Linked DNA regions of Homo sapiens: all the other regions are linked to region 2. Evidence: chromatin contacts called from ENCODE Hi-C or POLR2A ChIA-PET data. All regions are on one chromosome and are shown on one strand. Each heading gives the region's core, a stretch centred on a gene start or an enhancer-like site at or near the end of the contact. The rest is flanking DNA. Distances are from core to core; before and after follow the strand shown.

The links. A loop is a pair of places that touch in the nucleus more often than their neighbours do. ChIA-PET counts read pairs that join two places held with the same protein, here RNA polymerase II (POLR2A). Pooled maps may share reads with other maps.
Region 1: a map of CD8-positive, alpha-beta T cell shows a loop between it and region 2 (8-fold over the local background). The contact joins the promoter of EPS8 here to the promoter of ATF7IP in region 2. A Hi-C loop is called at or near these places in 2 of 168 maps with a recorded cell type or tissue (CD8-positive, alpha-beta T cell and naive thymus-derived CD4-positive, alpha-beta T cell) and 10 of 50 pooled maps. POLR2A ChIA-PET finds 5 or more read pairs at or near these places in 1 of 52 experiments (CD4-positive, alpha-beta T cell).
Region 3: a pooled map shows a loop between it and region 2 (5-fold over the local background). The contact joins the enhancer-like site here to the promoter of ATF7IP in region 2. A Hi-C loop is called at or near these places in 1 of 168 maps with a recorded cell type or tissue (naive thymus-derived CD4-positive, alpha-beta T cell) and 7 of 50 pooled maps. POLR2A ChIA-PET finds 5 or more read pairs at or near these places in 3 of 52 experiments (CD4-positive, alpha-beta T cell, naive thymus-derived CD4-positive, alpha-beta T cell and naive thymus-derived CD8-positive, alpha-beta T cell).

Annotation. Positions count from the first base shown.
Region 1 is chr12:15,787,332-15,791,246 of GRCh38, reverse strand. EPS8 (EGFR pathway substrate 8, signaling adaptor) reads left to right here and starts at 1,859. Exons shown (of 21, transcript NM_004447.6): 1 at 1,859-2,086. RefSeq lists silencers at 1,652-2,001, 2,262-2,381, 2,712-2,791.
Region 2 is chr12:14,363,668-14,368,176 of GRCh38, reverse strand. ATF7IP (activating transcription factor 7 interacting protein) reads right to left here and starts at 2,495. Exons shown (of 15, transcript NM_018179.5): 1 at 2,350-2,495. LOC124902884 (a long non-coding RNA gene) reads left to right here and starts at 987. Exons shown (of 2, transcript XR_007063220.1): 1 at 987-2,828. RefSeq lists enhancers at 780-919, 2,276-2,335, 2,806-2,865, 2,097-2,914.
Region 3 is chr12:15,532,393-15,536,610 of GRCh38, reverse strand. All of the region lies in intron 12 of PTPRO (protein tyrosine phosphatase receptor type O), which reads right to left. Among named protein-coding and RNA genes, the nearest start is that of PTPRO, 210 kb to the right of the region's middle. RefSeq lists enhancers at 449-1,648, 2,064-2,153. Within about 2 kb of position 2,155, at least 7 of the 41 ENCODE cell types and tissues checked have a DNase peak (open chromatin) inside an H3K27ac peak, as active enhancers do.

The DNA.
Region 1 (3,915 bases), core at 610-3,109, 1.4 Mb before region 2:
GATTTAAATACATAGAAGTATAGACTATGAAAGGTGGAAGATACGGTTTAATTTAGTTGATGTGAAATAGACTTGGGTGTTCTGTTTGAATCTAGGTAGTGTGTGCTTGCATCAAAGGGGTGGCTGATCAGCAGCTGGAGAACTGGAACTCAGTTCTTGGCCCACTGTATTTGAATATTGTATTCTCAGTGCACAATTTAGAGAGGAGAATGAAAATCAAAACACATTCAAAGCAAGGTGAATAGTGTGATTATGGCAGCTCACTGCTATTTGAAAAACACTTAAAAGAGAATTTTTGAAGAAATGTATTAGATCTGTTGGTTACTTAATAGTTGCCCCTACTATTTCAAGGCTTGCAGTGTCTATAAAGAATGAGATTCATATTGTGTTGTTCCTAGGGGCAGAACCAAGACCAGTAGTATCAGGGAAGTTGATTTGATGTTCATAAATGATACAGGCTATAGTGTTAAGCAGACCTGGTTGTTAATTCTGGCGTCAGCATTGGCTTTGGCAAAAAGAAGGAAACTTCTGGGTTTCATTTTCCTAATGTGTTTAATAGGTATAATAAGGCCCATCTCATTTTAAGGACTAGGAATAATGTGTGTAAGTTGCTCAGTTCCTGGCATAGGTAAATATTCAACAAATAATCATGGTTATATGTAATGATAAAAATAGAAATTTACAACATTGGAAATGTTCAAGTGGATAGTGGTCTGGTGGAAATATTGGAGAGAGTATTCCCACTTAAAATAGGGGACTGGACTTAGCCGTTATATCGATTCCAACTTTTAGAATGGTTTGAATGTCCACCTTGGCATGTTACGTCGTTTCTCCCTGACTGTGCTTTTATTTGCTTCACAAAGCAAGCAAGTCCAATCTCTTTTAACCAAGTTTAATTTATAGGCTTTCGTGGACTTCTGGAAGTCAACTGACTTCGAAGTTAGGACAGCATGGGGGGATTGGGGGAGTAGCTATGACAATGAGGAGTTTTAAGAGTGAGAAAACACAATGTCTATGAGAACATGGACTTCTCTTTTAGAGGCTCCATGAGCTACTCAGAGAGGAGGTTATGAGGGTTGGTTAAGGTACGAGAGGCACAAAGTGAAAGAAGCCTCCACTACTTCAAACCACATCAGGGCTTTTGGCAAGAGCTACATGAAAAATAGGCTCACAGGCAGCCTGGCGAGGCGGGTCTGGGCTTGCAGGCTGGCGCTAAGGACCGGCAGTTGGGAGACTCTCAGGGACCCGATGGAGGGCCTTGGGCACCACCAGTTTACCGCATGGGTTGGAGAGACAAAAAAAGAGGAGAGCGACAAAAGGGGGAAAATAGGTCCGATGATCAGAGGAGGAAGACGAAGGCTGGCTGGTCATTAGATGCGTCTTGTTTGCCGCCAAAGGGCAGGGGTTACGAGCTGTGCAGCCAGACTGGGTGTTGCAACCCGAGCGCTCCCTCCGCCCGGGGCGTCCATCCTCGCCGGGGGCGAAGCTCTCCACACGCTCTTTGCCCCTTCCTGCGCCTCCTGGCTGCTAGTCAGTCCTGTTAGGGCACTTCTGGAAACCTGCTGTCGACTCGCTGCCTTGGTCCGACTTTGATCGCGGCCTTGATAACTTGGCGCAGCGCCCCGTCTCCTTTCCTCCGGTCCCTCTCCCGCCCACCCGGCCTCACCGGCCACTTCGCCTCAAGCGCTGGAGTCGACCAGAACTCTGCGGCTCGGCTGCCGGCAAGACCCGGATAGCGGATTTCGCTCCTGGCTGCGGGGCGCGCACTCGCCCGCCCGCCCGCTCGCTCGTTCCTCGCGCGGGCACTGGGCATGCGCGGCGCGCGGTTGGCACTGGCTGCGAGCGGGCGGGCGGCTCCAGACTTCACAGGCAGCAGCTAGCGAGGCGGTCTCGCCCGGCGCGAGGCCGGCGCTGTGCTCGCCTCGGAGATCGCTGCTCTTTAGCTGGGTGCAGAAGGCGGCTCCGCGGCTCGCGGACGACTGGCTGGGCGCGAATCAGATTGGGGGGCTTTCTCCCGGTCCCCTCCCACCTCGTCTGGGCTCGCGGCGTCTCCGGGGAAAGCCGTGGCCCCGAGGGCGGATCCGAGGTAAGAGCCCCTTGGCGAAAGGCGCCGGTCCCGGGGTCCGGCGGCTTTGACTTTCTCGATTTTAAAAATCCGCCTTTGTGTGCTGGAATCGGAGCGGTGCCAGGAGCCGCGTCCGCCTCCCTTCACTTTGACTGCTTTCAACTGGTGTTGGCAGCCAGGTGCGGTAGGGCGCTGCGGCCGGAGGCGTCCGCTCGCCGGGTCCGGGCAAGCTGTGGGGCCCGTGCAGACCCGCGCCCAGGGCTCCGGGAGGCTGGGCAGGGAGGGTTCGCCGTGGCCCAGTGATATTCATGGTAACCTGAGCTTCCGCAGATACACCTGCGCTCATCTGGTCCGTGGGGCGACTGCAGACCGAGTATCCCGATCTCGGCTTATTACGTTAGACTTGGGATTTGTGCGCTGCTCTGCCAACCCGCCTCAAATGGGGAGGGGTTCTTTTCAAAATGACCCTTTAGGGCAGGGTCCCACCCCCGTTTACCCCCTCGAATTAACATAGCTAATTGTTTCGGAATCGTTGTCAATGCCTAATGGCTGTTGACTTTCTTAGCTTGCTCCACTTTACTCACCATTTTACTTTTGGGAAGACAGACGGCCTTTCTCCGGTTGTGGTCAGTTCATGCATTTGAAAGGGGTTTCCCCACCCATGTACTCCCTGCCCTCTCCGATGTTCTCACTCTTACTTTCCTTCCTAGGACTACCTGTTTGCAAAATCTTTGCACCGACCGTTCTCCGGCAGTGTTTCTCAAATCCTCCTCCTCCCATAGGGCCCGTAGTACTGTTGGAATCTCGCGGGGGGCAGGACGCCGTGGTTAGGATTTGAAATCCGCAGACATCTAGAGCGGTGAAGGATTAGGAATTAGAATCCTCCTTTACAAAATATGTTTCAGTGAAATGTGTTACTGCTTCTCTTTTCAAGGTTTCTTGCCTTAGATAGTAAGGGGAATAGGTAAAAGAGCTAATATGTTAGGATGAGTTCAGGTAAAACTTGATTTCAGATGTGTGAAGAGTGTGACTTTTTGGCTTTGTCATTTTTGGGAAATAGGAGAGTTAGGATTCCGGGCAATCTTCTTTATATTGAAAAAGCCCCTCAAAGTAACTGTGTTGTGTATTGCCTCTAGTTTATTTTCATTGAAAGGACTCCATTCTTCCACAGCTCCTTGGGTTCTGGAAAGTGAGCACTAGTAATGGACGTCATGTGGTAGTGAGTCTATTGGAATTAAAGTCAATGTCATCCTGTCTCACCTAGTATAGATTTTTTGTTTGGGATCGCAGTTTTCTAAACATATTGCTGTAGTTCTTAAGTTGCTGGTGTGGAAAATTTTTGGTCACGAATTCACACTTTTACTTACAATTTGACAGTTAAAACAGTATAGAATTGTCACATAAAGGGTAAGGTAGAATGTATCACAAATGCAATAGTGATAATATAATGCCTTTATTGCAGAATACACAGATTGAGACTTTGTAAGATTGCACCACAAGTCATTCACTTTATAGCAGAAAAAAAAGAAGGAAAATATAATTTGCTTTTAATTCTACTATTCTGAGATAACCGCTGTTTACAAGACTTGGTGCATTCTCTTTGTAATTTTTTTCACTTCCCAATGTCATTGAATATTATATAGTAATTTCCAGTAAGTGTAATTTAACTTATACTGTTAGTAGCCCCACTCTTAATAGGGTGATGTTTCTTTTGTTTCCTGTCAGGAACCTAATGTCTAATTTTGAATATTTTGCTTGTTTGTGATCAAACTTAAAGATTTATTTTGTTTTTATTTCTAGCTTTTTCCTGCTTTCAAGGTTTTATCAATACTGATTCTTTTCAGATACCA
Region 2 (4,509 bases), core at 1,246-3,745:
TAAGCATTGTTAATTAATTTTCAATATTTTCCAAATGTTCTATAATGAATAAGTTTAAAAATATTTAAATACATTTATCACATATGCAAAACCTAATTTAAAGAAAAAATAGTTCTAATTGTTTAATAACTCAAACCTGTCTTTTCTAAACTACATATAAATTTTTAAATTTACAAAACTACAAAGATTTTAAATAACTTCAGTAACTTGGTATTCATTCCTGGAGTAACCTAGTCTTAATATTTATATATGTTGGATATGTGTCAAAATTTTGTGGCATCATAACCACCAAACTAAAATTTTAAAATATACTTGTTATTGACAAAGTACTAATAAACAAATAGTTGGTGTTCAGGCAATTAATTAATCTTATTAAGTTTACATGATTATATCTGCCTTGTAAGAAACATGACAGCAAAATCGTCCCATCAATAAATATGTTCTTCATATTCAAGAGCATTTTCAAATACCTCTTACTACCTTCAATATTAACCTAAAAAGCAATCATCTGTATATTCAAATGAAAACATACGCTTATATACACCAAACTATTTCATTTTTCTGGAAATGTAAAGTGTACCATGCCCTAAGATCAAAGATCAAAGTTCTTTTGTTAACCGAAATATTTATGTGTATGTTCAACTCGAAAATGCCTGAAATAGCATGTGGTAGAAAGGGGCTGCTAGGTAACCACTCCAGAAACATAAAAGGGAGAAAATTACACAACTGCTCTCTAAATATACTTCTGTGTAGAAGACCTCAGAGATCCAAGAATTACATCAGGTCAAATATTCTCTTGAGAAAAAAAGAAGAATCTTTCCTACCTCCATTCTATCTCATATGTGACGTCATTTAAAAATCCACCAACCAAAAGTATTACTTTCAATTACATCTAGGTAATATTTACTAATGGTATTTGTTTTAGGCAATAAAAATTTCCCTAAATTAACCGAGATTATAAAGCAAGAGGCACGTCTTCATTTGACAGTAGACTGATTCAAACTTAAAGAGTTATAACCAACCAAGAAACCAGTTGTTGTATATATGAACCACAAATGAAGTCTATGGAAAACATTTGCAAGTTTCTTTGCTTAGTAAGAAAGAATTTGCACAACGGGAGAATCATATCAAATCTTATATAACTTCCCCCAATTGTGTTACATAAGATTTAACTATAGTTGACACTACCATTTTAAACTAATCAGTAGCATATTTATAATTACCTTCCCTAAAAAACTATTAATAAAACCAGGAGCACACTTACAATTAAAAAATCAAACACAACTGTATCTTACACACATGCATACAGTACAGTGTTTAAAAGAAAAAAACAGATTTTTTTTATTAATGGTCCACTTTCTTCAAAGAGGCCTCAGGGTAATGGATGTTCTTTCTAGAATTCTTCATCAGAAAAATTTACCAAATAAATGTTATAGCTTACATATCATAGCAAACAAAAATGCTAAGAAAATGAGTTGATTAATTTCAAAAGTAACAATAATCTAGCTGAAGCAGTAATGAACAAGTCACCTAAGAAACTTAAAACATGTAAAATTCAAATGCCCAGAAACATACAAACTGATTAAAATTAAAACTTTATTTACTTAGGATCAAACATTTAAAACCAAAATAATCCTCAGATTGAGATTTCATTTTCGATTATACTGTAATTTCTTCCACTATTCCCGTTCCCCCAATATTCCCAAAACTAAAATTGTTTCTGTTTTGTAAACATTCCACACATCCATAACAGAACAGGTAAAAATAGGGTTAAAAATGTATTTGCAAATATGCAGTTCAAATAAATGCACTTCCCGTGAGAACACCACTAGGTGCTGATCTTTACCACCGTAAATATAAACCTGAATCCAGTAATACTTTAAAACTGAAATTATAATCAAGAACCACAAATGAAAATCATTTTTACAGAAAATTAAGTCCACAATTTTTCAAAAAATCGAAAAAACAGAGAAGAGCTTGAGGTCGGCCCAGGAGTACAACATTAGAGTAATGTTTTTCTTGAAAATTGTGAGAATTTAAGGTTAACACAAAGAAACCCCTCAAGAACGAGGAAAATTAAATCTAGAACCCAAATGGCGTCCAACAAGAACATTAGATCTTGAAAATGAATATTGCGCTTGCGCAGCCACCGCCCCGCCAGCTGCACAACTGCAGCTAGAGCCCGACCCCGCAAGATCACGTGCTCCCATGCAGCGCCGCCCGCAGCTCCGCAACCGCGCAGGCGCAGACACAACTCCCGCAGCCGCCATAATGCGGTCTTGACTCTTCAGAAATACAATAGTAATTTAAGAAAATGTGGTTTTAACAGCCCCTGGGATTCACATATACCTTTTGGGGCGGAAGCTGAGGGAGGGGGAACCAAGTTCCTTCCTACAGAGCCGTCCCGCGCAGCCGTCCCCGACGTTGCCGCCTCAGCTTTTCGCGCGCTTCAGTCGCCGCGCCGCCGCTGCCACCGCCGCCGCCTCCGCAGATTCAAAAACAAACCCGCTTCTCCCTTGCACGCGCCGGGGCCGTTATGCAAATTAATATGGGCGGGGCTCCGGGGGGTCGTGCTATGTACCCCGCCCACTGTGCTATCAGCCAATAAGCTCAAGGACTAGCCATTCCCCATGCAAATTCTGGTTTTTTATTTGAATGAGGGACATTGGCCCCGCCTCCTGCGTGGAAAAGAGAAGGAAGCCCGAGGTGGTGGCGCTGCGTCTCTCAGTTGCAGTGTGAGGTGTGTTTTTTGAGTGGATCTTCCTCAATCAATAAGTAGCACTTTGTGAGCGCCCTCTATGAGGCTTAGAAAAGAAAGAAGGAAGGAGGTAGGTGAGAGTTTAAAGAGCAGAGGGAAAGATTTTCATAAAAGCCAGGAGTATGTTGATTTATTCATCATTTATGTTTTAAATTCACAGAATGTACTTTGAATTGTATTAATAATGAAGGAATGAAAAAAACATACTTTCTTTCAGTTGCTTGGTAACAGAGCAAGCACTTTTTATCATACTCTCTCACCAGAAGTTGTATTCATCCCATTTATTCAATTTCATGCTGGGAGTCGGCCTTTAATGAATTCCACAGGAGGTAGTGGACAAGTCACTGCCTTACTGGTTAAGAGATCTGGGTTCAAGTTCAACTACTGCAGCTTCCTTGCCGGTTCCTCGGAATAAGTGTGTTACTCAGTTTTCTCACCTGTATAATGGCAATCATGACTATAGTTGAACTAGGTTGGAAGCACTAAATGATAGAATAAATGTACATATGTTTTGGCCAGGTGCCGTGGCTCAGGCCTGTAATCCCAGCACTTTGGAAGTCTGAGGGGGGGTGGATCACCTGAGGTCAGGAGATCAAGACCAGCCTGGCCAACATAGTGAAACCCCGTCTCTACTAAAATTACAAAAATTAGCTAGGCATGGTGGTGCGTGCCTGTAATCCCAACTACTCAGGAGGCTGAGGCAGGAGAGTTGCTTGAACTGGGACCTGGGAGGCCGAGATTGCAGTGAGCGAAGATCTCACCACTGCACTCCAGCCTGGGCTACAGAGCAAGACCCCTTATCAAAAAAAAAAAAAAAAAAAAAGAATAAAAGTACATATGTTTTGCAAGGCAAGAATAGCCTGAAAATAATATTAGATGGTACCGTGTGGTTATTGTTTTTTTATGTAACTTCTCATTATATGAATGTATTGGTTCAGTATTTATTTAGCAATCACTGTGTTGTAGATCTGTTAGGTGCCTGTCCTCAAGAAATCTGTACTCTAGTGAAGAAGACAGAAAACTGAACAAGAAATTTTTGTAACTAATAAGAAATTAGAATAGGGTTGTTAATACTTATTTTTATAACTGGAACCATTCAATTTACTTAAAATATAAGGTGGCCTTTAGAAATATCACCTAGGGCCGGGTGCAGTGGCTCACGCCTGTAATCCCAGCACTTTGGGAGGCCGAGGCGGGCAGACCATGAGGTCAGGAGATCGAGACCATCCTGGGTAACATGGTGAAACCCCGCCTCTACTAAAAATACAAAAAAAAAAAAATTAGCTAGTCGTGGTGGCACGCGCCTGTAGTCCTAGCTACTCGGGAGGCTGAAGCAGGAGAATCACTTGAACCCGGGAGGCAGAGGTTGCAGTGAGCCAAGATCACGCCACTGCACTCCAGCCTGGGCAACAGAGTGAGACTCCATCTCGAAGAAAAAAAAAAGAAATATCACCTAATCCAGACCTAGAGAATTAGAAAAGCCTTCCTAGAAGAGGTCATCTCTATCATGATAAATGATTTAATTAATTTTTTGCCTAAAAGTTGGACCTCATTGGGACAGCAATGAGGAATCATTTAAAAGGTTTTAAGTCGGGATATAACACAATTAAATTTGCATTGTTTAATCGCTAAATGTTGTAACATCATTAGCACAGTCCTTAGCATATACTCAATAAATTATAGATGCTCAATTATAATTTATTTATTATAATTTTCATAGTACATCAGTGCTCAATTATAAGTAGATGCTC
Region 3 (4,218 bases), core at 906-3,405, 1.2 Mb before region 2:
CTGCTTAAAGCATGCAATGGAGAATCATCTCACTCACAGGAAAGTGTCTTTTCAATGACCCTACACGGTCTGTTCCCTTGCTACCTCTCTGCCCTGTATCTATGGCTCTCTACCTTGTTTGTTCCATTGCAGCCACACTGCCTGCCTGACTTTTCCTTGAACTTGCCAGGAACACTATGCTTCCATAGCTGGGCACCTGTGGTTCCTTCTGCCTACAGAATCTCATCCCAGTGATCTCTTTGGTTTACTCCCTCATCTCCTTTAGGCTCTGACTCAAACATCACCTTCACAGTGACACTTACTCTACTCCTCACAAAAATTGCACCCATCCCCCACAGCACTTCCTATCCTCTTTTCCTCTTTCACTTTTCTCCATGACACTTATCACCATTTAACATTCTTATATTTATGTTTATCATCTCCTTTTCTCCATTAGAATGAGGGTTGACATTTTTGTCAGTTTTGTTCATTTCTGTATGCTCAGAACCAAGAATAGTGTGTGGCATATAGTAAATGCTAAGTAAATATTCTCTGATTCACAGGATGAATAATTTTTTAAAAAAGTATAAGACCTTAAGCATTTTATTAGCTTCTTTCTAGCTGACTGGCAGCCTACAGATTTCTATGTATCTATAACCATATTTGAGAGAGACAGAGAGAAAAAGCCTACTATCCCCCAAATACTTAACATTTCAAAGTATTTTGATTTTTTTCTTGTCCATAGCCAAATTATGTTTTAAAGATTTCTAATCTCTATAAAGGTTTGTATGAGTAAGATTAAGAAAATCAAGCCAATGTCCCTAAGACCAAATTCCAAAGAGGAACGGAAAGTCACAAAAGTGGGTATGAGGCTCCTCCCTGTTCTGTTAAATTTTTTAATAGAAAAAATGAAGTTTGAAGGAAAAAGGCCACACCCCAGTCCAGGAATAGAAGCAGCAGATGGATAAAAAGTACGAAATGACTGTTTCTGGACCAAGACCTAGCAATGTATAAAGCGTGTCACATTTCTCTAAGCGCCAGCTTGTTCAAATGAGGACATAGCACTGAATTATCTCCAAAAGCTCTCCTAGCACTAAAGTTATATGATTCCTTATCTCGAACGTGCCCGAACATGTCTGTGGTCAGGATAAAGCATAAGTTTGATGATGGTGGTGTGCAATTCTGTTTTTGTTTTGTTTTGTTTTGTTTTCTCTGACCTCCTTAGCTGTTCCTTTCCACTCTCTCTTTCTGATGCTTCCTGCTAAGCTGAATTTCTAACTGCTGGGGTGGCTCCTCTAGAGTTGATCCAGGGCTTCTCTTTTCTTCCCTGTCTTTACTTACTACTTGGTGATTTCATCCAGACACTTCCAAATTTATATTTCCAGCCCAGAATTCTCCCCTGGCCTTCACATCTGCACCGGGATATCCAATAATCATTTTAAATTTGTTTACATCCAAAGAAGAATCCTTGATTCTTACTTCACCCTAAATGTCCTCCTCCTGTAGTTTTACTAGTCATCTCAATCTCAGTGAATTGCGCCACCATTTGTCCTAGTTGCTCAAGGGTGAAGCCTGGGAGTCATTAATTTCCCTTTCCCTCACTTCGTGTTTCTGCCGTATCAGAAAGTTCTGTGGACACAACCTCCAAAAGAGCTCCTGAATTCTGTCCACTTCTCTTCATCTCCATTACAACCACCGTAGTCAAAGTTACCATCACTCTCTTGCAACTTCTTTGAATTAGAATATAATTTTTAAAGCTGGCACAAATAGCCCCTTAATTAGTTCCCCTACTTTCATTGTTGATACAATAATCCCTTTCTCATTAAGCAACCAGAGGGATTGTTTTAAATGTAAATCGGACTGTTTATTTTAAGTTCTCTAAATGGCCCTTCATTACTCTGAAGATAATATTCCAACTGCATGCCTTAAAAGATCTATACTCAGGCCTGCCTGTTCCCTCTGTCTGGCATCCTCCTTCTTGGCCTTTTTGTGGCTGGTTCTTCTTGTTATTCAGACCATAGCCTCCATGGCTTCCTCAAAGAAAGCTTTGACCACACAGTCATTCTGCACCACATTTCCCTGTTGTAGAGCACTGTACAGCACTATTACCATCTTCCCCTTCACTAGATCATAAGCTCCTTGTGAACAGAAAGTGAAAGTAGCGCTCTGGGTTCATTACCATCACGACTACCACAAGTACTCTGGCATCTGAGTAGTACTTAGAAGGTTCTTAATATATATTAGTTAAATGGATTGATGAATGGATATTCTATTACCAGAGAGCTATTTGTGATGTGTCCAACACGTCTCATTCCTGTTTTTTCTTTCCTTTCTTTTTCTTTTTTTTAAGGTTGGGAAACTGATTATCTTATGTAGACTTAACATGTCCTCTTAAAGTTGGCCCAGGGATCCAGGTTGATTCACCAAGACTAGAAGATAGTAATGACTGACTGTCAAAGGGACCTGTCACCACATACCACCAAAGTTTCGTGAAACTGCTGGCAACCTAAAATTCCTAATGGGATGGTTGGTTCAACATCCTGGGAAAAGCACCATTATTGGTGCATTTCTTTTTATGGATGTTTATTGATGATACAATGTTGAGAATTATTGGCAACTGTTTGAGGGCTCTCTACCCTTGCACATGACACATTAGATTAATTTATATGATACTGGACTCATTGGTAGTTTGGTTTCTTTCTATAGAGGTAGAACCTACCCTCCATGACACAGGAGTCATTCAGAGGCATTCTAAAGAGGCCTCTATTATAGATAAATTGAACTGCAGGTTAGCCCAACCAGTTACGGCCCCAGCTTTAACAATGGCATTCTGATTCAAACATGCTCTGAAAAATCTGTGCCAAAGTTGTATTTTTCTTTAAAGGAGAATGACTATGACTTCTATATATATCAAAATGAATGCTGGGAAGAAACATAAAACAACTAGAATGAAAGTTCTGTAAAAAACACACACAAACACACACAAAACCTGCAATTCAGGTACTACTAAAGCAAGATATTATTTCACTTCTCTGAAAGGTTAAACTTGTTCCGATTAAATATTAACTGCAATACTATGTTCAACTTTGAGGTCCGCAATTTCAATTCATTCAACAGTATCTGTTAAGCAGTTATAGGTGTTCAGGCATTGTGTTATATAAAATGGAAAGGGCTTATATACACAATAACATGATTAGTAGAACAGATCTTTTGACTAAAGGATAAAAACCAACATTATATGTTTTCAAGAAAATAAGAAAGGCACATCATAAAAAGATTGTCTTGTCTACAGAGAGGAATAAGATAGAAACAATATTCCATTTGATATTTAAGATACCAATAAGAAAAAGGTTATTGATCCTAAGGGTTACATTAACTAGAAATAATTTCCATGAAAACTCAACTTTCCTTCTTGTAAAGTTTAAATAAATTTTCCAAGCTGGTTTACATAGTCCATTCTATTATCAGGGAGACATGGAGACTCCAAACATTTTGATAAGTTTGGGAAACTATCATGGTTTTAACTCACAGTCCTATGTAGATACAGTTGTACTAGTTCATGACTTTGACTCATATTCCTGAGGCACCTTCGACCATGATGTCACATAGAAATTTCAGTGAAGTATCCAATAGGCCCACTAAATGCTACTTTGATAAGACCACCTCTGAACTTAAATTTTAAGGGAGACTGAAAAACCAAATGAGTTGGAGAAAGCTGCTAGGACCTGAGAAACACTTAATAGCTTCCTGTATTAGTAAAGCTTGGAAAAAGGAAGACATTGGGAATATGAGCTCAATCTTCAAGTAATTACAGTTACCTGGAAATGAGTTTTTGAACGGCCCTTTACACCCACAGAGGTCAGAGTCAGAGATAATGGCTGGAATTGGTAGACAGGCAACTTTTTTCTTAATAGAAAGATTATGCAAAGTTGGAAGTTGGTGCTCTCCACATTCGTAGAATTTAAGTATAGACCACAAGGGAGGAAGAGCAGATTGCCTTCAGTGCAGGAAAGGTAAGAGACAACCCTTGATCCTCAATTGGGGCACTAGTGCCCCCTTGAGGGTGTTTGAAAGTTTGGAGGAATGTTTTTATTAGTCACAGCAGAGGGAATTAGCTGTTCTTTTGTGGTCAGGACTTAGAAATGCTAGCCGTCCTGGAATTATTAAGAGGACACCAAAAGACAAATTGTCCCATGTCCCACATCCCACATGACTTTCAAATGTCATACCAGAGAAAAT